3 separate regions of the Homo sapiens genome follow, and regions 2 and 3 are each linked to region 1. Evidence: chromatin loops called from intact Hi-C (ENCODE). Cell type or tissue: dorsolateral prefrontal cortex. All regions are shown on one strand.

Region 1 (8,000 bases):
AATTGGAGGATGCCATTAACAACTTGCCCTAAGGCAATAATATACTGTGTTTACCATTTTCTTTTTTAAGAAATTAGCCTTAAGTTGATATCATTTAGAGGAGAGCTATGTTCCAGTTCATTCAACAAAAGCAGAACTGAGACATCTTCTGTGGAGTTTAGCAGAACTACTGGAGCATTTGCCCAGGACTTTCTCCTCAAGGTCAGGCTGTTTCCAGAAGCCTTGAATCTCAGATCTATTCATTCCCAAAGCACTGCCCTTTTGAACATTTTCCTCTCCTGAAATTTAAACCTTTAGGAGCTCTGATATTCCCTCTCTTCTCTCTCAGCCTGGAGAATCCCATTAGTAAAGCTGTTATCGAATCACACCAGAGCTTTCCATCCAGCCCAGTCCTCACCAAAGACTCACAAATCTGAGGCTATGCAAAGTTAGCTCAAAATGTATGTACCTCTATCTCTGAGCCAGGTTACATCTAGTGATGCACAACTTTCAGGCTAAGAAGAAGCCATTCTTCCTAAGAAGAATAACAGCATTCATTCTTTTCTTATCACTCAAAGCAAGGCATTATGTTGATTGGTTCAATAGAGATTGCTTTTGTCCTCAGAAATAATGCTGTGTTGTTCCTGTCCCTGAACTACAGGAACCTACTGGCATCGATTTGCCGCTGCTGGATCCTGCGAACACCATCACCACGGTCACGGGGCCCAGTGCTTTCAGCATCCCTCTCCCTATCCGGCAGAAGCTCTGTAGCAGCCTGGATGCCCCCCAGACGAGAGGCCATGACTGGAGGATGCTGGCCCATAAGCTGAACCTGGACAGGTGGGTATGGTCTGGCCCCAAGACTAGCTTCTTTCTGTTAGTGCCCTCCAGGACCGATAACTATTAGACGTAGGGTTAGCTTCATTTTTTTTTCCATCCACACATCTATTTAATTTTTCATTTTGCAAATATGCATTAAGCTCTGTCCTTGTACCTTGCACTACGGGCTTGCAAAGAGTGCTAAGAGACATTCTGAGCTTATCTGGCATTGGTAAGTATCAAGTTTTGTGATGCACTTTGCCAAGCTGATGGGCTAAATTCCCCAAATCATATAGCCATTCACTACCGTAGTTATTGCTCCTCCTCTGCAGTTGAGCAGGACCTAATGTTTGATTAATAATTAGCATGCCAACACAGCACTGATATTAAGTTATAAAGAGACCTCTGGAGCGTCTACTTTGTGGAGTGTCACCGTCACTACCAAACATAACATGTGGCATGACCTGTCAAAGATCATCCAAGCCTGGACTAGAAAGAAAACATAAGTCTCTTGATTTCCTGTTTAGAATATGACCCATAGACATCTTGTCTCTTAAATTATCTCACTCAGAGCTGAGGTTCACAAAGTTAAACATCACATCCCCTGTCTGGGGCTGATCTAATTAAGCATGGGCTAGTTATTTAGGATGGCTCACTGTCAGCCACAATGGGACCAGGAAACTTAAAGACAAGTAGAGAGACAGAAAGGTTTAGCTGAGGAAAAATAGATATGTAAGTCACACTGTTGAGCACATTTTCTCTTTCCCAATTACAGGTACTTGAATTACTTTGCCACCAAATCCAGCCCAACTGGCGTAATCCTGGATCTTTGGGAAGCACAGAACTTCCCAGATGGAAACCTGAGCATGCTGGCAGCTGTCTTGGAAGAAATGGGAAGACATGAAACGGTGGTGTCCTTAGCAGCAGAAGGGCAGTATTAACCACCATGCTGGAAGGGGAAATGAAGGACAAAAATGCACAGGGAGTCTGTGGCCGTCCAGGTGAATCACAGCTGAGGAGGAAATCCAGATGAGACCAATGCACTTCACAGGCAAGACTGCAGCAGGAGCCAGAAGGAAAACAGATACAACTGCCCATGTACATGCCCACTTTACTCGGACATCATCACGGGAGTTAAGAAAAATTGTGTAAATTTGTACCTTGAATTTAGCTATCAACCTAATTTTCCTCTTAGTTGGGCTGTATGCTGTGTGGTACAGGATCTTACAGTTTCCTAGGAAACGCTTTTTATTGCTATCCAGATATATGGATAAACTTTCTTAACAAACCCAATTTCTACAAATGTTGTTTACATCAAATTGGACAGGGATGCAGACACTGTCCATGGCTCGTTCTATTTTTGTTCAAATCATTTGAAGTTGAAGCTGTGGACGGTTTGTTGTGTCTATTTCAGATTAGTAATTTACAGAGAAATCACAGACTTTTGCTACAAATCGTGTGCATCAAGTGTCTCAGATAATCCTCCCATCAGTGTTCTGTTTCTAGAACTTGTAGAACCAGTGTTACTGTTTGTATCAGGGAAGTGGAGAATCTAAGTGTAAAAAAGAAATAACTAAGACTCCTATTCCTTGGAGGGACCCTTCTGGTGCCCTTTGGGAATAAAGCTGTAGCACTGCAGGGAAGACAGTGATTCATGTTCAACCCCACAAACAAGCATTTTTTTCACAACATGTGTGTTTGTTTGTAATATGCAATATGAAGTGTTTTTTTTTAAAGGTATTATTATTATTTACAGGTATTCTGGTAAAATGATTTTTTTAAATTTCTATTTTTGTTAGCAGTGCTGTTTGTTAGTATTTGGTTATTGACTAGACCTGTCCCACCTTTTCACCTATCAAGGTGGGTGTGGTCATCAGTTTAATTCAACATGCATCACTTCCTTGACCTTTTACCTTTCCCTTATTCCACCCCAGAAAGGTGATTGATAAATGCTGAATGGCTTTGTCAGTCTGTTCCTTCAGCTTGCTCAGGCAGGGTCTTTCTTTCTCCTCTGAGGAGTCTTAAGGAGACGTGTTCTCTATTAAGTTCACTTAATATTGCCGTTGTGTGGCCCCACGTCGACTCCCTATGGTGCTCTACTCTAGAGGCAGTGTGGTTGGAGGAATGGACTCTAAACTGGAGATCAAGAAACCAGTTCTCATTGTGGGTCTGTCACTGTCTTGTTGCGCCACCTTGAGAAAGTCATTTAACCACACGACCTCAGTGTCCTCACTAGAAAGTGAAAGGGTGGGATTAGATCATCTCCAAGTTCTGAAATGCTCAACTTCCACCGTGATGCCTCCAGTCTCATTCATCAGTCTGAAGACCACAATGGACTCTGACCTGGATCATCATTTAAAAATCATCAGCTGGTCTTTTGCCCAGGCTATGTTACGCCTTTCAAGTAGTTCTGACAAGGAAGATGATTATTCTAACCAGCATTATGATGTTGTTTGTTTGGCCTGAGTCGCTCTGCATCATTGCATTATGCTGTTCACTGAGAGATGACATCCCTTTATTATCATTTTCTTAGCCTCTCTTGGGATGCCCCTGCCCCCAGCCTTCCTGACTGGTTGCAAATTCTGTTTTTTATTATTGTCTTGGCATCTTGATATCTAGACCACTCCTACAAGTTTATCTGGCAGTAGGAACTTGGTGCATTTTTTTCTACGCTACACCCCCCCACCCTTAATCTTTCTTTGCTGTCATAATATTCAGTAGCATTTATAAAAGCTGTCTAGTTAGCTCTTTAAAAACTTTTGTCCTGCAAAATGTTTGTTAGTCAACACACTACTTTGTGTAAACAACTATTATGTTTCCTTGGGACCATCACAAGCTCTTTAACAAACACAAGGACTCAATTCATTCAGCAGGTGGGGATTAAAGAATCAAAGCCCAGTAGCAAAACCAAAACTGAAGAACAAGCAGACATGTGTATGAATCGGAACCTTTAGAACATGACTGTGGTTTACTTTTAGGCTGGAGGCACACAAGTTGCTGAACAGACTTGAATTATACATGTGCTTCCATCTTTCCATGTTTCCGCTCCTATTTTGGTAGCATCTTGAGATTCCTTGATGCCTCCGCCATCCTCATCCCTGAGGAACTGCTGATACCTTGCTATGGAACCTCTTCTTTCTTTCATGCTTTTTATTCCGTATCTTCTGTTTTGGACATACATACATATATTCTATAAAATCTCTCTCAGCCCACCCCCTGCATTAGGATTTCCATATTTAAAATATTTGTACACTGACTGGGGAAGGGAGAGATTGCACTATAAACAAGTTCAGTGGATGTTTGTAGCAATGAGTAAAACTGTATTCTAAATTAAAAATCAAATATATATACACGCAGTTATACACACACATTTTTTAAAAGGAGGAGGAGGAAAGAGAGCTATTGTCCATTCCTACATTTTGAAATAAACTTGTCAAGATTACGCATCAGTACCAGGGTTGTGGAATCATCTATGGAAATCAAGAACTAGAATCTGAACTGAATGGTCAAAGAAACTTCTATGCCTAGTGAAAACTAGAGGGGAGCAACTATGTAGCTATGAACATGAATCAATTCCATAACTGTTACTAAAAACTTATTTTGACTAAAAAGTCACCAACACAGAACTATTGAACACAAACAGGAATTGTTTGTCTTACTGAAGTCACTGAGAACCCTTGGGGTTCACTTCAGATGCTTTTTTGGTTCAACTTCCCACCACCAGAAAAGGGAAAAGTGATTGATTTCGTGTGTGAGGTACTCATCTGTCAGAACCCTTAATGTTTCCTATTAAGTGAATGACAACTTCCATACATACACTATTTATACCAAATAATTTTCACTACAAATTCTGATTTCCTTCTCCTTTGGAGTAAAGTAATAGCTGTTAGATTGCTTTCAAACTTAGAAGGTCCAGATATAACAGTTCATTTCATAGGAAGCCACTTCATCAACCATTCTATGTGATACATCCTGCTTCTTTCTACACCGCTGGAGAGGCAGTTTGGCTGGTTTCATTTGGATAGAAAAAACTATCATTTGTGCATGCTGCCATCTAGTGGTGTACAACACAATCTAACCTGAGTTTAATATTCACTAGAATGTGTTTGACGAAGGGAATGAAAACCTGTAGAGTTCAAGGACCTTTATGACAAACAGATGTAGGGAAATTTTCACTTCAAATTTATAATTTTCTTATTCTCACTTTTTTTTCATTTGCATCACTCATCTCAATATTAGGTCACTGTGAGCCCAGTACATCAACTCATTCATACACAACATATCTTCAGTTGCTTCTTGTAACAGAACTATGTAAAATCTATATAAAACAGTCTTTGAAGAGTTGTCATTTTTAACACTTATGGTTTTCATTGGGGTTTGTATACTTTAAATCTCCTTTTAGTTCCTTAATATTTATCTTTGGAAATGTAAGAAGTATCTGCTTAGAAAGAAATAAGTCTTATATATGCGAATGGAATACTATGTCTAGGGAAGAGAAAATTGGGGTTGTTAATCAAAGGGAAGAAAGCAGCTTCTTTTCTGCTGAATTTGGGAATCCAAAGGCAGAGGTTTCATCCTGTTTTTATTTTCTTCTTATCACACTCTTTCAAGTTTCCTTAATGTATCTGGAAGGAATAGAAGTTGGATTCAGAATTGATAACTGGCATGGTGATGACAAACCTGTGTAACACCAAGGTTCTCACAGCTAACAGCTGTTTCACAAACGGCATCTTCCAAATGAACAGTCACCTCTGCTATGCAGAAAACCCCCATCCTGCTGTGAGCAAGTTAGGCTCTTCAAGAACTGGACAACTTTTGGGTGAGGTGTTCAATATCAAACTGCATAATCATTAGCCATTTTCATATATACTATTTTATAGATTTAAGTCTCTCAACTATCAAAAAGTAGAGCGATTTTCAGGAGAAAAAAGTCGTGGGGACTGAGTTCAGGACACCCTGAAACTATGCGACCAGTAATTTTTTTAAGGTATTTTTTCCTACAAGTAAGGTATCTGAAAAGTCAACGTTTTGAGGGTGGAATCAAGACTTTTCACTTCTCCTGGCAAAGAGCAACAAGGCTCTTGTCTCGTGTCCTTCTGTGTGTCTCTGTCAGGATCACAGCAGCTGTGCTCTTGGTCTGCTTACTCCTCTGTAATCCACGTATGCAGAAGGGAGTTAATAAGGTGATCACCATCTCCCCAGAATTCAAAGGTCTTTGCCTCTATAAGGTCTGCCCCTATGGGGCCAGGAAAATATAAACCTATATAAGGACTTGCAAGAGAGCATAAAGAAGGTAGAAAAGGTTTACTTGTTGGGTTTTCAAGCCTTCAAGTTGAATGAGTCTTAGCTTTTGCTGGGCAGTTGTTCTGGACAAGTCATCAGTTTCATGTGGAGAACTCAGTGTAAGCCCAAGGCTAATGAATGAGAGGGGTCCCATGGAAACACAGCTGAAATGAAATGGGACTTTATCCATCTTCTTTGAGAATGGAAGAGCTTTTGTGAAGCAGTACATCATTGCTCAAGATAATGGTTGATAAGCATTAGATTTTATAGATCTAATAAGGAAAATATTTTATTATCTCAAGTTAACAAAACATTTTTTTACCTCTCGAGTGCCTCATAGGACCAACTATTACTCTTTGGCTTTTATTTTTCTTTTTGTATTATTTTTATATATTCTTTAACCTTGCTGAGCTAGTATTGACTGAAATCTTTAGAACTTTGCCTCTGGGCAATGAAGTAATGTTTCTCTACCCTAAGATATCTATTTGTATAATCTCTGGCTGTAATGATCACTTTGGAAGATTTCCTTTGCATCTCTAATTATTTCTTTTTAATGGAATAAGGCATAAGGGGGAATAAATATATTGTAACCAATGTTATGTAAACCCATATCCATACAGGCCAGGAAAGCCAAATGAAGTCATTTCCAGAATTCTAGTGTGAAAAACCTATTTTTGAAAAGTGGGGAGATGGCTTTGTGTAGAACTGGGTGGGTTTTCTCTGCAGACTAAGTCTAGCCATGAGCTTCCAGATCCTTTAGTTTTATCAGCCTTGTGCTTACCCCATTTTCATAAATGCTACTTTAACAGCCAGTCTTCATAAGTCATGGTTCCTAGGTTTTCCTGTCACCTCATTGTATTCATCTGTGGTAGGATATTAACGGGCTCATTCAACCAAATGTAATGTGTGCCTCAGACCTATTTAGCATGGTTGGGGGGCATCAGCAGGACAAACCAACAGGTACTCCGCAAGTGTACTGGCACAGCAAGCCCACCAATTATTAGCAGCTCTTCATCAGCCTGCTGTCTACTCAGACGCTTGCCTACTGAAGGGACCTGTCCAGAGATCTTCTGGAATCCCAGGTTGGGAATCTCTGCAGAATGTCGTGACAGTTGTGGCCCAACTAGCTTCTGAGTAGAAACAAGGAAGCTACCCTGAGATATAGTCAGCTGCCCACCTGCCATAGTATTTGCTACTGAATGCCAGCCTTTTAACATACCATTTCAGATTTGTCCTTCAACAAAAATATAAATTGCAAGTCATACCATTTAAGGGTCTTTTACAAATATGTCTAAATTGTGTGTCATTTTTAAGTTCCAAAGGTCTACTGGACTAAGTACTATCAGACCAGCTGTAGAACCTGATGGCGCTGATCCGGGGTGGAATAACCCTCAGTACTGGTGTGTAGAAGATGAATTGTAGGCAGGTTTTGCTGATCAGCAGCCTAAGGATTGATGGGCTCTCTTTTGGCCTCTGATCCTGAGCACTATGGAGGCAGCATCAGAGAATGGGGACCTGAGCTACATAGGTTCTCAATGTTAAAACAACTCTGTTCGGAGTGACATATAAGAGCAAGAAATCTACAGCTGGTGTAAAATACCTTTGCCTTTTCTATCCCGAAAGTAACAAATGGCATCTGTACATGTAGGGGTAAAAACTCAGATGTCTACTCCTCCAGGCCATGGACAAGAAAAAGTACAGCAGTCAGAACAGTGGAACAAGTGATTTGCATTCTCTTCTTCACGCTTTCCTAGATCTGCCATTGGTAGCGCAGCCCTCGCCCTCCAGACATAATGCATCGAGCCCAGTTGCAGGGAACATCACTGTGTGTGTGTGATGTCATGGTGTTATATGTGTTGAGTTTAATGTTGAGCTGAAGCAAGTTGGTGACCTTCCTCTTTGCTCTTTGTAAAGAAGAC
Region 2 (8,000 bases), 870 kb before region 1:
CTCTGAGGAAACGAAAATATATTGATACTAGTTACAGTGTGATTTATTTTAGTGGACAGTAGCAAAATAGAGGCTGGGAATATTATAAAATGCCACTTCCTCATTCTAACCAACAAACTGAGGATTTAATCTAAATATTAACAAAAGTGCCTATACTTATGTCTATATATTTATGTATAAATAATAAAGAGATTGACCATTTTTGCTTGTGAATTTAACAAATTATGTCAATCTTCTAGCAAATTTTTATCAAACTGAGAAAAGTAACGCTACTTGTTTAGTGCTGTTTATTATCATTATGCTAACTTTCTGACAATTCTGGAAGGTAATAAACAGAGCACCAATTAAAAAAAAATTTAATTCTAAAATCTCATTATTAATTCCAAAATGTGGTTTGGACAACCAGTGACAATGAAATTTTTCTATGTCCATGTAAAATCATTTAGGTGTGTATAGGTTTGATTTAAATTATTTCCTCCTATTTGTGTATCACTATAAACAGATGTGGAGGATGAGATATAGGATATATTTTAAATGGAAATATTGTATTGCTTTGGGAAAATTCAAGACATTTAGTGCCTGAAGACCTCCAGATCTTGAAATTTAAGAAAATGGGATCCCACAGCAGTAATGGCTGAGCCAGAATCCTCAGTATTCTTGTGGGTGTTCCTGCCCCTACATTGTCAACTTCAATTTCTGCCATGAGAAGCACCTAGGACAGAGTTTGGAGACAGCAAGAAATATGGCAATATTGGCCAGTCTGCTGACTTACTTTAGAAATTTGGCTACTTTTCATGTCTTTCTTTTGAAACGGAGGAAAAAATTTACCTAGAGTTTAAGATCTCTTATTTAGTACAGGAGCTTCCAATTTTTAATAGCATAAACTTAATAATGAAAAATTATAGGCCCCTTACGTTGTAGTAGTTGTTCTCTTAGAATCTACTGATTAAGACAATTCATAATGATATAAAACTCTCTATTAGATCACTATGCACTTAAAGAATATAGATTTTATTAAAATCCATGCATCCATATTCATTATTCATGCTGCATATTTTATTAGAGCTAAATTAAGACCAAACTGACAGTGCTATGTGTACATATGAATTGTTGGATGCTCTTCTTGGAGTACCTGGTACCCCACTGATTCTGAACTCTTCCTCTAGTCCATTCACTTTGCAGTAAGTTATTTTTCTCACTCAGAATTGCTCTGAAACACTTACCCTATTCTCTTCTCACCATAGTCTATACTTAAGCATAGTGATTCTCTTAAATTGTCAGTCTGATCCTGGCATTCCTCTTCTCATAACCTCCTATCTCAGAATAGAAACGATACCATTGCCATGGCCTATAAGATATACATGATGGTGTTTCACCCCTTGGCATCATCACCGAGTGCTCTCTCACTCTCTCACCCAGGTCCAGACACATTCTCCTCATTGCTCTTTCCTGGATAACTGACCTTAACCACTCCCACCACAAAGCTTGAATGGGAAATGACCATTGTCTGGAATATTCTTTCACTTCCTTATGATATGAAACAATATAAAGGTGATTCATCTATAGTTTATTGTCTGAGTTTAGCTATTTTATTGAATGTATTAGACAATGAGAAATATTTTATTGAAGGCTTTACAGGGCAGGGAGGCATACATGTATGTGTTTTTATTCACCACTCTATCTCTCCTGGTTAGAACAGTGTCTGGCACATAGTAAGTACTCAACAAATATTTGTGAATAAATGAATAAATAAATGAATCAGTGAAAAAATGTATAATATGTCTGTCAAAGGTTTTGGAGAGCCTGAAACACTTTGAGGATGTGAAAGGGCATTTTTCTAAAAACATTGATTTTTCTGCTAATTTAAAGTACACTTCTTGATTAAGCATATTTTTAAATCTTTTTTTTAAATCGGGTGGAGAGAAAAGTATTAAAAATACAAAATACAGTTCTTCATTTAAAAATAATAATAATACCTAACATGTATATAGGATTTATTATTTCCAGACACTCTTATAACTGCTTTACACCTGTTTACTCACTTGAACCATAAAAGTATCCTATAGGGTATGAATTGTTATGTAATCTAAATTTTACAAAAAAGGAAACTGAGGTATAGAGAAGCTATATGACTTTCCTAAATTCAGTGAGTGTAAGGGCTAAAGATGAGACTAACATGTGGACAGTCTGGCTTCTGTGTTTTCACTCTTGTATTACTTGGGATTCTCCAGAGAATCAATAGGAGATATAAATATATATTAGAGAAGAGTTATTGTGGGAATTGGCTCACGTGATTATGAAGGCTGGAAATTCCCACAATATACCATGTGCAAGCTGGAGATCCAGGAAAGCCAGTGGTGTACTTTGTTCCTAGTCCAACAGCCTAAAAACTGGAGTGATGGGGTACGGGGGTGGAGGAGGAGCCACTGGTGTAAGTACTGGAGTCCAAAGGCCAGAGAACCAGGAGATCTGATGTCTGAGGGCAGGAGATGAAGGTTCCAGCTCAAGAAGAGAATTTGCCCTTCCTCCATGTTGGAGCCCTCTCATATTGGACGACACCCACCCACATTGGTGAGGAATGATTTTCTTTACTCAGTCTACTGATTTAACTACTAATCTCTTCCATAAACATCATAACTGTTAACCATCATATTGCAACACTGATTATTTAGCTTTTGTTCTCTGTCTCTCTTTCTCCCTCTTTCTTTCCTCTAAGCCCCACTGCATATATTAGGCAAAGGTAAAATGTATTTGAACTACAAGTCTCTGTATACCTGGCTACCTAAAGTACAGTCTGGAAATTGTCATTTTAGTTCAGTTAATATTATATTACATTACAATCCTAAGTCACTCACAAATTTAATTCTAAAACCAAATCTGATGAGAAAGAGAAAAAAAACCTTATATATCAAGCATGGTTCTTCTACAATCAGATTGTTACATTAAAAGTATCAATAATTATCCCTTTTAAATTTCCTATTATAATAGCTTATAACTTTTTAAATATAAGTGAATACATGTGAATGCTCTCATTTGAATGACTATTCCATTTAATTTGATATTTACCTATAGATAAGTGCTATGTTTCCTAATTACTTCTAAATAGGATAAATATTAAAATATATCTGCCATCTATTAAACCAGCCAAAAAGTCTATAAAAAATAAGAATTCAATATTCAATAAAATTAAAATGGAGAGCAAGACTGTTATCTCATTACAAGAGAACACAAAAAGTCAAATTAGCTGGAACTGAGATAAAATCTGAGACAGCACTTAAGATAGGAAGTCTTTATACAATGGTCAAGTTCATCTGAGTCAGAAACTCTTGAATGGTCCATTAACTATGGGCCTTTCTACCCTAATCACTATAGGAAGGTATCCTAGGATATAAGAAAGGAATTTACTTACCTTAACCAAGTCCACAATAAGCAGATGGGCTCCTTATTACACACAACTCACAGAATGGTTACAACCCATAGGGGGCAGCATAATGTTTTAAACTGTACTGAGCCCTCAATAACTATTGTTCCTTATTCTATCCTAAGATGCTATCATTCTGCCATTCTTCATTTTTCAATACACTAACATTTACCTACTCCTATCATGTGAATCATATTTTCCTTTGTATTTTTTTATTTATTCCATCCATAAACCTTGTTTTATTGCAAAGAAAGAAATGTGATGTTCTTTCAGGAACTCATAGCTTAGTTGGGGAGGCTGATATGACTGTTTTTGTGTCTTGGTGATAAATGCAAAAATAAGCACATATACATTTTACAGAGGTAAGGTAGAGGATATGTGGATTGGCCTGTGGAGGTATTATCTGCAAAGATTTTCTAAGCAATGCAATGCCTAAGTTGGAGTGTGAACGTACTTTAAAAAAAAAAATTCCTTAAGTAGGAAGAATAGAAAAACATTCCAGAAAGAAGTAACAAATAGTGTGAAAATTGTGAAAGTGTAAAAGGAATATAATGTATAGGAAACTTGAAAAAACTCAGATTTCCTGAAGTGCAAGTGAAATATAAAGCATTAGACCTGTGGAAAATGGTTATTGGGAGATTAAGTAGTTAAATATAAAAACACTTCAGATGTCATGGTGGTAGGCGATGTCGTCTTCTCCAGCACTCAGAAGGTAAAGACTAGACTTGAATTTTAGAGAGGTCTCTTTGGCAGCAGGATGAATTATGGATGATTTCTCAGTAAGAAAGTAGCAGTGGAAATAGGAAGTAACAGAAAGCATTTGAAGGTAAAAGAGATTTGCTAAATAGTTAGCTATTGGGTAGGAAGGATTTATATAAGATGGTTCTCAATTTTCTTGTATGTGAATTGGAATGAATCTACATTATTGTTTACTAAGACAGTGAATATGAGATAAAATAGTTGGGAGAAAAAAGAGATTTTCTTATTTTAGACATTTTATTTTATTTTATTTTATTTTATTATTATTATACTTTAACTTTTAGGGTATATGTACACAACGTGCAGGTTTGTTGCATATGTATACATGTACCATGTTGGTGTGCTGCACCCATTAACTCGTCATTTAGCATTAGGTATATCTCCTAATGCTATCCCTCCCCCTTCTCCCCACCCCACAACAGGCCCTGGTGTATGATGTTCCCCTTCCTGTGTCCCTGTGTTCTCATTGTTCAATTCCCACCTATGAGTGAGAATATGCGGTGTTTGGTTTTTTGTCCTTGCGATAGTTTGCTGAGAATGATGGTTTCCAGTTTCATCCATGTCCCTACAAAGGACATGAACTCATCATTTTTTATAGCTGCATAGTATTCCATGGTGTATATGTGCCACATTTTCTTAATCCAGTCTATCATTGTTGGACATTTGGGTTGGTTCCAAATCTTTGCTATTGTGAATAGTGCCGCTATAAACACACGTGTGCATGTGTCTTTATAGCAGCATGATTTATAATCCTTTGGGCATATACCCAGTAATGGGATGGCTGGGTCAAATGGTATTTCTAGTTCTAGATCTCTGAGGAATCGCCACACCAACTTCCACAATGGTTGAACTAGTTTACAGTCCCACCAACAGTGTGAAACTGTTCCTATTTCTCCACATCCTCTCCAGCACCTGTTGTTTCCTGACTTTTTAATGATCGACATTCTAACTGGTGTGAGATGGTATCTCATTGTGGTTTTGATTTGCATTTCTCTGATGGCCAGTGATGATGAGCATTTTTTCATGTGTTTTTTGGCTACATAAATGTCTTCTTTTGAGAAGTGTCTGTTCATATCCTTTGCCCACTTTTTGATGGGGTTGTTTGTTTTTTTCTTGTAAATTTGTTTGAGTTCATTGTAGATTCTGGATATTAGCCCTTTGTCAGATGAGTAGGTTGCGAAAATTTTCTCCCATTCTGTAGGTTGCCTGTTCACTCTGATGGTAGTTTCTTTTGCTGTGCAGAAGCTCTTTAGTTTAATTAGATCCCATTTGTCAATTCTGGCTTTTGTTGCCATTGCTTTTTGTGTTTTAGACATGAAGTCCTTGCCCATGCCTATGTCCTGAATGGTATTGCCTAGGTTTTCTTCTAGGGTTTTTATGGTTTTAGGTCTAACACGTAAGTCTTTAATCCATCTTGAATTACTGTTTGTATAAGGTGTAAGGAAGGGATTGAGTTTCAGCTTTCTACATATGGCTAGCCAGTTTTCCCAGCACCATTTATTAAACAGGGAATCCTTTCCCCATTTCTTGTTTTTGTCAGGTTTGTCAAAGATCAGATAGTTGTAGCTATGTGGCATTATTTCTGAGGGCTCTGTTCTGTTCCATTGGTCTATATCTCTGTTTTGGTACCAGTACCATGCTGTTTTGGTTACTGTAGCCTTGTAGTATAGTTTGAAGGCAGGTAGTGTGATGCCTCCAGCTTTGTTCTTTTGGCTTAGAATTGACTTGGTGATGCGGGCTCTTTTTTGGTTCCATATGAACTTTAAAGTAATATTATCCAATTCTGTGAAGAAAGTCATTGGTAGCTTGATGGGGATGGTATTGAATCTATAAATTACCTTGGGCAGTATATTTTAAATGTGTAGGCCATCCGTGTTAAAATCTATTTGGATATTAAGCTTATGTATTTTTGTTTTAAAAACCTTAATTTCCAGGGTAAATGAATAATTAAAGCTAAAGAGTTTTAAGTCTTGAAAGTAACATTACATTTATGTAGGAATTTTAAATATAAAAAGTTCTTGTTTGCTTTTTCTCAGAATTGTTATTGCTTAATAATGATTATAATGCAGCCATAGAAAAGAATGAGTTCATGTCCTTCGCAGGGACATGGAGGAAGCTGGACACCATCATTTTCAGCAAACTAACACAGGAACAAAAAACCAAACACCGCATGTTCTAATTCATAAGTGGGAGTTGAACAATGGGGACGCATGGACACAGGGAGAGGAACATCCCACACAGGGGCCTGTCGGGGGATGGGGGGCAAAGGAAGGGAGAGCATTAGGACAAATACCTAATGCAAGCAGGGCTTAAAACCTAGATGACAGCTTGATGGGTACAGCAAACCACCATGGCACATGTATACCTATGTAACAAACATGCACGTTCAGCACATGTATCCCAGAACTTAAAATAAAATTAATAATAGCAATAATGATTATAAGTATGTAGCTATGAAATAGAAACCCTGTGCAACCGGCTTTTAGAGACATTTAACTTTGCAAAATCTTTTTTTCCTGTCGCTCTAGGACCAGGATGAATAGCACAGTTTCTCTTAGGTTCTTCACCTTTGTTCATGATTATCATAAAAAACGAAGTCTCTCAAATAACTCAGCTGAATGTCAGCACAAAAGCATTTTTATTTTTAGGAAAAGTGCTAGTTTCTAACCTTGTGACAACAATTTTAAAAAGTGAAGTAACCTGTAGGCTTTTCTGGATACCTAATTTATCCATCTGAATAGCTATATAATAGCAATGCTTGAACAGAGCTGAAATCTGGAAGGGAAGTATGGATTTGGGATATGGATTAGGGTGGGATCAGATTCACAAAACGTTTTGCAAGTAGAAGGAGGGAATAATGTATATTGAATTAGGCAAAGGCAAGTCAGCAAGAAAAAAGCAGGAGCATGACGAGAAAAGCCCAGAATAATAACGTGACGGTATTATTACATGTTTCTTAAAGAAATAAGAAAATGACAAAAAGTACAAAAGCTAATTCAAAAGTCTTTATACTTTGACAAAAAGTACAAAAGACACACTATGTGTGTCTCTGGGTTTTATGAATATCTACATTGTTTATGAATAAAATAAGAAAATTCTTTGCTTTCATTGAACCCTTTTGGTGTGACCTGCTATTCTTTCATAAGTTTGGGTTCAGTTTTCTTTTGTATTTTAGTATTCCTCTTCCCTATGGATGTATGATTCCGAATTTGATATGTGGAAGAAAGAATCACGCAGATGTCTAGAATTCTTATCTCTTCTCCCAGTAGGTTTGTTTTTAATTCACTCTCCCACACTTGTACTTCTAACCTCCTTAATAAAAATGAAATCCCTTTTTATTCATTAGCATTTTAATAGAAAAAGAAGACTACAATAATAGTATAGTCTATGTCCATATGCTATGTTAAATAGGACAGAGCATTCCATAATTCCCAGAAGAAAAGTTTCATGCAGACTAAATACAGCATTTTGATTGTATCAGCACTGGATATGATACTACTTTCTATCCACAAAGCAATTATGGTTAAGACACCTAAATTTCTAAAATTAACATGTGATTATTTTCCCTATGTTGTAAGACTATATGGCATTTCCAAAATTCTTTGAACTATTATGAGGCATAATTGAAATATAACTATTTTAGATCTAATGAAATCTTAAAGTAAAACAGCCATTGCAGTTCTCCCTCAGGCTATACAGGGCTGTGTCAGCCAACCCAACAACGCTCCAAATGTATTACCTTGGAAAAGCTAATATATTAACGTGTTTCAAAATCTGTCTTTCTCTTTGAAAAGCATATGTATGGAAAGCTTCTTGTCAA
Region 3 (8,000 bases), 240 kb before region 1:
GGTAACACATACATCTGATCAAAGAGAAATTGGTAGTTGCCCATGTGCCTCCACTATTTAATAAGATACTGACATATTTGGCTCTGCATTTGGATCTGAGTGCAAATTATGGAACAGCTTTTCTTTGATGGTAAAGACACAACCTTCCCATTTGCAGGCTGTCTCTTGCATAGAAAAGGACAACCAGGGAGCTGTTCTGCAGCTAATTTGACACCTGTACATTTGCAGGGTGTGCAGTAGGGAGCTGTGTAGCCAGATGACCCAGGTAGCTGCTATAGAATATTTATGTTCTTCTGCTTTCTTGGCTGTTGCAGGGACTTGCAAATAGGCTACGCGGAAATGGTTTCAACTAGTTGAGAGAAACATGTTTTTAATGAACAAGTGTTATTATTTGGAAAGGAACAAAAATGAGGTAGAACACAGTCCCAGAAAACACTTTCCGCAGTCTGTGTAGCTTTCAAACCTTCATTTCCACCACTGGGAAGATGAATTCAGTTGATTATTCTGAATCGTATTATATTCAATAAAGTGCAAAGGTAATAAGACCCTCCATACAAATGTGGCATAATCAGAATAATTAGATGTTAGATGATGCCTGGATGATGAGCTTGATGAATGGCAATTCTGAAAGGGAGTTTGGCCTTCTGTAGGAGATTGCTGGCAGCCAGGCCCCACCATGGGTGGGCCTTGAGAAAGCAAGGCTGAGGAGGCAGCAGGGAAATATAGGTCAGCACTCTTGTGGGCATCTCCAGAGAGCTAGGAAAATCCTGCTTGCGTTGCATTTACAGTGCTATGAGAGATCCTGGAAGCAGAGGAGGAGAGGCCACTGCAGAAAACTGACCAGGGTTTGCCTCAGGATTATGAAAGCAAATTATAACTCCAACAAATCAAGGAAAGCTGTAAATCAGGAGGTTGGAATGTGGCAAGGGCTTTGGCATATGAGTTTGGGGAACTGAGTGTGGTAAAGAGGGAAGGTGAGTTTATCAGAGGGTCACATGGGATTCATTCTTTGCTTACCAATATGTTTTGTACCTGTGAAATAAAAAATTTCCCTCTTGACTTTTGTTCAATTCGCAGAAGTGAAGGAAGTCGAGAGAGAATCCTGGGTATGTAGATGGAAAGTAAGTACTCATGCCAGGGAAAATTAGGAAGCTGACAAAGTTGCTTTAATCCTTCTCTACTGTTCCTGTCCATGCCAGCCTCACCCTTTTGCTACCTGGCCTTTCTCTTACCACCTATTTCTTGCAACGTATGCTCTCCCATTCTTTCTGTTGACAGCGGGAACCCAAAAACTACTTCAGGGTCAGTTGGTGACTCATTGTGTTAACTCTCACAAGAATATTTACATATTAATTGTCTTACATGAATAAGGCAATAAATCATGTATGAAATAAATTGTAAATGGTAGATTTTCAGGCATCAGTAATTTTTTTGTGGGGGAGACAATTGACTTCACACTGTTTCTCATATCATACCAAATCTGGTGACTTCTCAGTGTATTCTTAATATATTCATTTATCCAACAAACATCTATCGAGTGTCCATGATTCTGTGTCAGGCACAGCTCTCAATACTTGAAAAACAACCTCAAGATAAAGGTCAGTTCCTTCAAGGAGCTTCCAGTCTAGGATTGGAGGGGACCTAACATGAGATTGCCATCAAGTGTGAGAAAAGAAAAGCAGGGTCCTTGGAAACCTCCCCTGGCACAGCTGTGCCACACAGAAGGTGTTCAGGGGGCACATTCTTCATGGAAAATACAATATTAATATGAGATTGGAATTTTGTGTGGAGCGATATTAACGTGGTGAAGAGGATTGAGAAGGGTAGTTTGGAGAAGATGGAGAAACAGGTACGAACATTAAAAGGCTTAAAGCAGCACACTCTGGAGAATTACAAGTCAGTTGGCATGACTTGAATGTGAGTGTTGAGGAAGAGAGGAGTAATGACCAGAGATGAGATGAAGAAGCTCACGCAGGACACTATGCCAACCAGGAAGTGGGCATTTATATTGTAAAGAAATAGGTCAGATTTAAAGCAGACACTGACATGACTAGAATTAGGTTTTAGGAAAAAAAAAAAAAAACATTCCACAGCATTATGGAGAAGTGGTGGGAGAGAGTGATGACAAGAGGCCAGGGAAGGCCACTTAGGAGACTCTGGCAGTTGTTAGGCAAGAAATGAGAAGGTCCTTAACGAAGACAGTAGCAGTGGATACAGGCAGGAGAGGGCCGGTTGGAGGGAACACAATGACTAGTCTGAGATCCAGTTACCCCTGCTGAAATCCATCAGAAAAGTTTCAAGTTAATAATTAACTGTATTCTCCTAAATATCACTTAGCCAACTAGTATGATTTTAAATTTACAAAGAAAAGAGATTGCGATCCAATTTATGAATTTCTAATCTGCCTAATTTCCTCCAGTGAAATGCAAGTTTGTACTGCAGTATGTGAATTATTTAAAATACATGCACTTTTCCTGTAGTGTGCAGATTTACGGTTGGATACAAAACAGCCTGATGCTAAACATATGTGAACATTCATTTTTGAAAATCAGGAAACCAGAGAGTTACTATTTCCTGCAGGAACTTCTAAAAGAAACCAAAAAAGTAACATAATGTGCCAGAAAGCTCAAGGGAATGGATAAAGTAAATTGCAAGGTTGGGAAATGTGGCCACCCAAAAGAAGATAACTTTCTCTTTAAAATTCTGCACTATGTACCCCTAATCAGATAGGCTGAGTGACTTACAGAGGATCCTTTGTGGACATCTGAGGGTTTTTTTTGCCCCCTAGACCAAAAACATAAATCTTGTTCCTCTAATAAAGACGTTTCAGGCAGAAAGTTATGATAGTATACTCAATATCTTAAAGTTAGATATGCCAAGACATTGGAAGACATCCATCTTCCCTGTCCTGGTCATTCTCTGGTTTGTCCCGAGGGGCTGTGGCATGTGTTTTCTTTGAAATTTTCAATAACAGATAAGAAAATAATTTCTTTTGGATCATCAGCTTCCCCTGCTGAACTCCTGCTAGGTTGACTTGTAGAGACAATTAAACCAAGCATTTGCCAGTTTAGGTGGACATTGTTATTGCAGCATTTGTCCCTTTCCTGACAAATTACATTATTCCTCTGCCCTCCAAACCATTAGAAGGTCCAGAGGGAACCAGGTGGTGGTGAGGAGGGGCTGATCTCACATTTGTCAACCCTGAGGCAGAGCTAGGCTGAGTGTCCAACTCCCTTTGATTCTGTACACTGGGCGAGCAGGGTGGGGGCTTGATTGGGGTAGGATCCACATTTGAATGCTGTCATTTGCTTCTGAGCAGAAGGCCATCATCTCTAGTGTTCAGAGTGAATGTGATGCCCCCAGATCTGTTCAATAATTGCCCTGATTTCTGCCTGAGGCTTGACTTTCTTCTAGCTAAACGCTGCATCCCCTAACACTCTCCCCCAGTACTAACAAAGTGGCTCTTTCATTCTGCTCTGGGCGGTAGCAGCATCTTTTGCCTGCACTTCAGCTCTGAGTCTGATTCAGCATCACAAACTTCCCTTTGTGAGCATCTCTGACTCCACCCTCTTCTCTTCCTCACTGAAAAATAATGGGGTATTTTAGTGAACGCTGAAACATCTGTTGAATTCTAAAGAAGAGGTGGAGTCTTAAATAAATGTGCATAAGTAAGAGAAGGCAGGTAACCCCTTGGGTGAAATCCATTTGTCTTTTTTCCTTTTTTCTTTTCATTAATGAGACTGGGACCTAGTAGGAGGTATCATGCATTTAGAGTGGTACAGGGACATTACAACCCAGTGGATTAGGGCTGGTTTTAGGAACATGCAGATATAATTAAGAGGTGCATCAGTCCAGGACAACAGTGCCTAACTTCTCTGAAAATCAGCGGTGTCATCTGCAAAGAAGAAGGAGTAATACCCTCCTTACAGGCTGGGGTACAAGTATTATATAATACATAGTAAGGTACTAACATGGCATGCTAAACACCCCAAAATCACTAGCAGTCACTATTTTCATTGCCATGGTTGATTTTCTGCTTACACTGTGATCATCTACTATAAGAGGGTAGAGCCATCAGCCCACTGGGAGATTGGGTGTGGAAACATTGGTTTAACGTTAAGTCAGCTGAGCTACACAAAGCCCCTCATTGATGTCAGGCCAGCCCTAGGCGCACATAGAGGCATACAAGAGCAGCACTGCTTATGCCCTGACAGACATTAGCCTCTTGTGACAGGTGAGGAATGGAGCAGAGCAGATCCTCAAACAAGTCAAGAAATAGATAGAATGCTTGTGAATGCAATGAAGAGGAGAAAGGACTGAGATAGGGAATGGTGGGCAGAGTGGGTGCTTGATTTAGTTTGCCTGGTCAATGAGGGCCTGTCCAAGAGACATATCCCCCAACTGGACTCATAGAGGATATTTTTTTTCAGTACCAAAAAATTGTGCCCACCTTCACTAAGTAGTTGTACTTTTAATATCCATTGATTTGAGGATACATAAAGATAAAAGGCAATTGTGAATGCAATAGAAAGCTTTTACACAAGTGTGTATTTTATTCATCAGAGCAACATTAATGCACATTTGAAAAATAGAGTTATACATATGTGTAGGATATATTCTTGATTCCTTCTGAAGATAATGCTGGATTTGAATTTGGAGTTAAGAATGTGGACATTTTAACCTTATCCTGAGTCCCTTGAACTGTTTGATGTCTGCAGGTTGGGAGTGATGGATGAGAGTGCAAAGATTAGACAGGAAATACAAGAGTCCTGAGTCATATTTTCATTTTTTTTCCTAAAGATAAACAAAGAGCAAAGAAGTCATTTACCTCCTTTGAGTCTTTTTTGTCATTGGAATGAGAATAGTAATGCTTGTTATTTAACCTCCTAATGATTGTGTGAGGTGGAACTAATCTGATAGATAGGAAAGTTCTTGCAAAGCGTTTTGAACTATGTGAGGATAAAGCATTGACAGTGGCTTGAAATAAGAGAATCAAATAATCTAGAATATAAGTCAATTGTTATTTAAAAAAACTAACTTGTCAAACTGTGTACTTCACCTGCCTCTTTGTAAATTCGGATCATGGGTAGCTCTGCTAGCATTGGCTATCTCAGTCTGTTCATTTCTCTAAATGATGTGGGTGTGAGTCAAATCATAGGCTCCCAAGTGAAAGGGGGTATTATTCTCAACCCTCTAATCTTCAGGAAGGTTATTCCATGTTATACTTAAGGTTATACTTACATGCTGTAGATCACCCTTATCTCATATTTGAAGAGAAATGTCTTTCTGTCTTTAAAAATCTCTCTTGTATATATTTTCTGCTCTCTTGTGTATAATGTAAACCCAGAAATAAATTTTTACACATTTTTATATTAGAAATATTTCAGTGCCCTAAGCACAAATATTTCAGTGTATTGAAAGGCCAAACTTGATTCTCTTTCTTATTAAACGGTTCAGTGTTCAGTTAGTATATATCAAATAATACTGACTGTGCTGCTTTTTAATACTTGGTAACAAATGCTTTACTATTGAGAGAGGAAGATTTCCCTTAGAAATCTAACATACAGAAGATGAGCAATTCAAAAAGATTCTATAGTTCATCATGTTTTAATATTTTATATTTAGAATGATTGACTCCAAAGACAAAAGCACTAATGAAAACAGACTGAATGCATTTATGTGATACAGAACAGAAAAGGAAAGTTGCAGGTGAAAAATTTTGGTATCTTATAGACAGAGAATTTTAGCTAGACAATCAGAAGTATTTTCATTTCACAGAAGTCTCAAAAATACTTCCAGCCATTTAAAGCACATAGTAGATTAGATATTTCAGAAGCATCTGAATATCCTATGACAATGAAATATGCTTGCTGCATTTTGTATTCAATTTTTATAAAAATCTGCTTTGAAGTCTTTATTGAATTAACAATTTATTTTAAAATGAATGTATTTAACAATACATTAACAACATAATGGAATTACTTTAATTTATAGATTAAGTAAATGTGTAATATATTTTTACCATAATAGTAAAACATGACATTTTAAAAAGCCAAATAATTCCTTACTAACTGCTGAGCAACCCACTTACTTTTGACTCTAATCATTTCTTCTGGTTTTTACCCAGGTATTCCTAAGTAAAGTGTTTATTCTATTATTCTTAACATTTTTAGCCATCTGTGATTGACTTTCAACTATTGCAAATTGCAATTTCACCCTGTTATGAGCCCTTTTTCCATTCCATATGCTCCCCTCTCCTAGCTGCCCAATACAGTAATATAACGCCTTTTGGATAAATTAGCATTAAGTGTTTACAGCCTCTTGGTTGTACAAATGTTATTTGAAGGTGAATCATCATATTAATTTATTTACTTTCTTGTATGACTTCTTGTTTTAATTGAAGTTAATAACTTGTCTCTTTGTGCCTCTCTCTCTCTCCTCATCCTTAGATTTCTACATACTAAAATTAATGTATCCCTAAGTGCTTCCATAAAATTCCAGAAAAACTACACACATCATGTAATTTGTCTGTTTCTCTTTGGATGCAATCCTTCTGGAGACCCCTGCCCTTTGTCTCAGCTGAGCATGATTGGTTTTAGCTTCAGGAATGTTGAACAAGTGAGGTGTCCACCTGCGATTTCTCTGCCCACTGCCCTGCCTCTACCCTCTCACTTTTACTGTACACCCTCCCGCTTGAAATTCCTCACATCCCATTGTATGTTTTACTCCCCACAGCTGGTGAAACATACCCTTTAGCATCTTCCTCAAAATGAATAAGTAGGTAAAATTTTAGTGCCCTCGTATCCCAAAAAACACCTTTATTCTCTTCATATAGTCAATCGATACTGTGCTGCATATAAAATTCTAGATAAGAGCTTTATAATCTAAAACTTTAGCTTTTAATAACTCATCTTATTTTCATATTCAGTGTTTTTGACAACCTTAATCTGCTATTGTCTACTCTCCCATTCTCTTTGTTCTAGTGTTTGTAGCTTTTCTATTTCTTCACTGGAATTGGGGATTTCAGGAGCAAAGTACAATCATTTTTGTATAATCAATAACTTATACCTCCTTCTTGAAGCCCCTAAAAATGTCCATTTAACATTATGTCTGTTAAGTTTGCCATCTATAACCACTGAATTATTTTGATTTTAAAGGCAAATGTTTGCATTTTTGAGTGAGCATATTTTTAAATCATGAAATTGTTGAAAATATAGTTTGAAGTGAACTAGCTTTTGAAAAATATATAAATTGCTTTTTCTTAACATTTTGAAACCTTAAGATTTGAATCTGAATTTAATTCTCCAGAAGCATATAATGCACTTATTTCTCAGTCTTTGATTTGCTCTATAAATTATACTCAGAAATTTAAACTTGGAAATAAAGAATGAGTAAACGTTGTTAATGAAGTAGAGTGGCTTAAGGGACTGACGGTGAAAGAAATCAGGGGTTTTGACCTAGTTTTGTTATACAACCTATTTTTTTGCCATGTACTGATAAATTTGGACTGTGAATCAAGTCTGCCCTAGTTGCATCCCATATAAGCCCTGCCTAAACTACAGTTGTCAGGTTTCATTTTAGAGAAATGAAATCAGGGATGGACCTAATGGAATCAAACAATAACTTTTCAGATGATGTCAAGGTCTTTGAAAATCCTGCCACGGTACCTATGGATCATGGCACCATCTCCAGGAAGCCCATGCTGTATAATGCAGAACATTAACTGGAGGGGAGGGCACTGCTCACCCAACCCAACATTAGTGCAGATGAAGCACTGCTACAGATGGGAAGCAGAACACTGAAAAGCAGGGACATGGGAAACAGGACCAGTAATTTGGTTTTTCATGTCAGGATGAAGTGAGAAGTCATGGTATTGAGGAGTCAAGAAATATTGAAATCATACCTTTACCTAGCATAAAAGTCGATTTGTTCCTGTTTTTTTCAGTCCTCGTGACATTAAAGCAGTGATCTCAATTTTTTGCTAGTGCCACGGAAAACTC

Evidence for each region. Peaks named below come from ENCODE experiments on the same cell type or tissue, not always from the same donor. Only the 100,000 strongest peaks of a DNase experiment are listed, where the experiment ranks them.
Region 2: a loop joins it to region 1, with 5 times the contacts of the local background. A loop is called at or near these places in 17 of 110 quality-filtered maps.
Region 3: it touches region 1 in a loop (4-fold over the local background); 3 of 110 quality-filtered maps call a loop at or near these places.

The regions. Positions count from the first base shown.
Region 1 is chr4:95,162,973-95,170,972 of GRCh38, reverse strand. It overlaps UNC5C (unc-5 netrin receptor C), which reads left to right. Exons shown (of 16, transcript NM_003728.4): 15 at 641-819; 16 at 1,574-8,000. The coding sequence ends at 1,739. Among named protein-coding and RNA genes, the nearest start is that of UNC5C, 380 kb to the left of the region's middle. In dorsolateral prefrontal cortex, CTCF peaks have their summits at 4,636 and 4,844 (motif pointing left); DNase peaks (open chromatin) are centred at 702 and 4,800; H3K27ac peaks cover 7,583 bases.
Region 2 is chr4:96,031,378-96,039,377 of GRCh38, reverse strand. No RefSeq gene overlaps it. Among named protein-coding and RNA genes, the nearest start is that of PDHA2, 200 kb to the right of the region's middle. In dorsolateral prefrontal cortex, a CTCF peak has its summit at 3,481 (motif pointing right); no DNase peak of the experiment used is centred here.
Region 3 is chr4:95,406,067-95,414,066 of GRCh38, reverse strand. The region is part of intron 1 of UNC5C (unc-5 netrin receptor C); the gene reads left to right. The region is part of intron 2 of LOC124900736 (a long non-coding RNA gene); the gene reads right to left. Among named protein-coding and RNA genes, the nearest start is that of UNC5C, 140 kb to the left of the region's middle. In dorsolateral prefrontal cortex, no CTCF peak of the experiment used is centred here; DNase peaks (open chromatin) are centred at 3,241, 3,481 and 4,150; H3K4me3 peaks cover 1,281 bases; H3K27ac peaks cover 8,000 bases.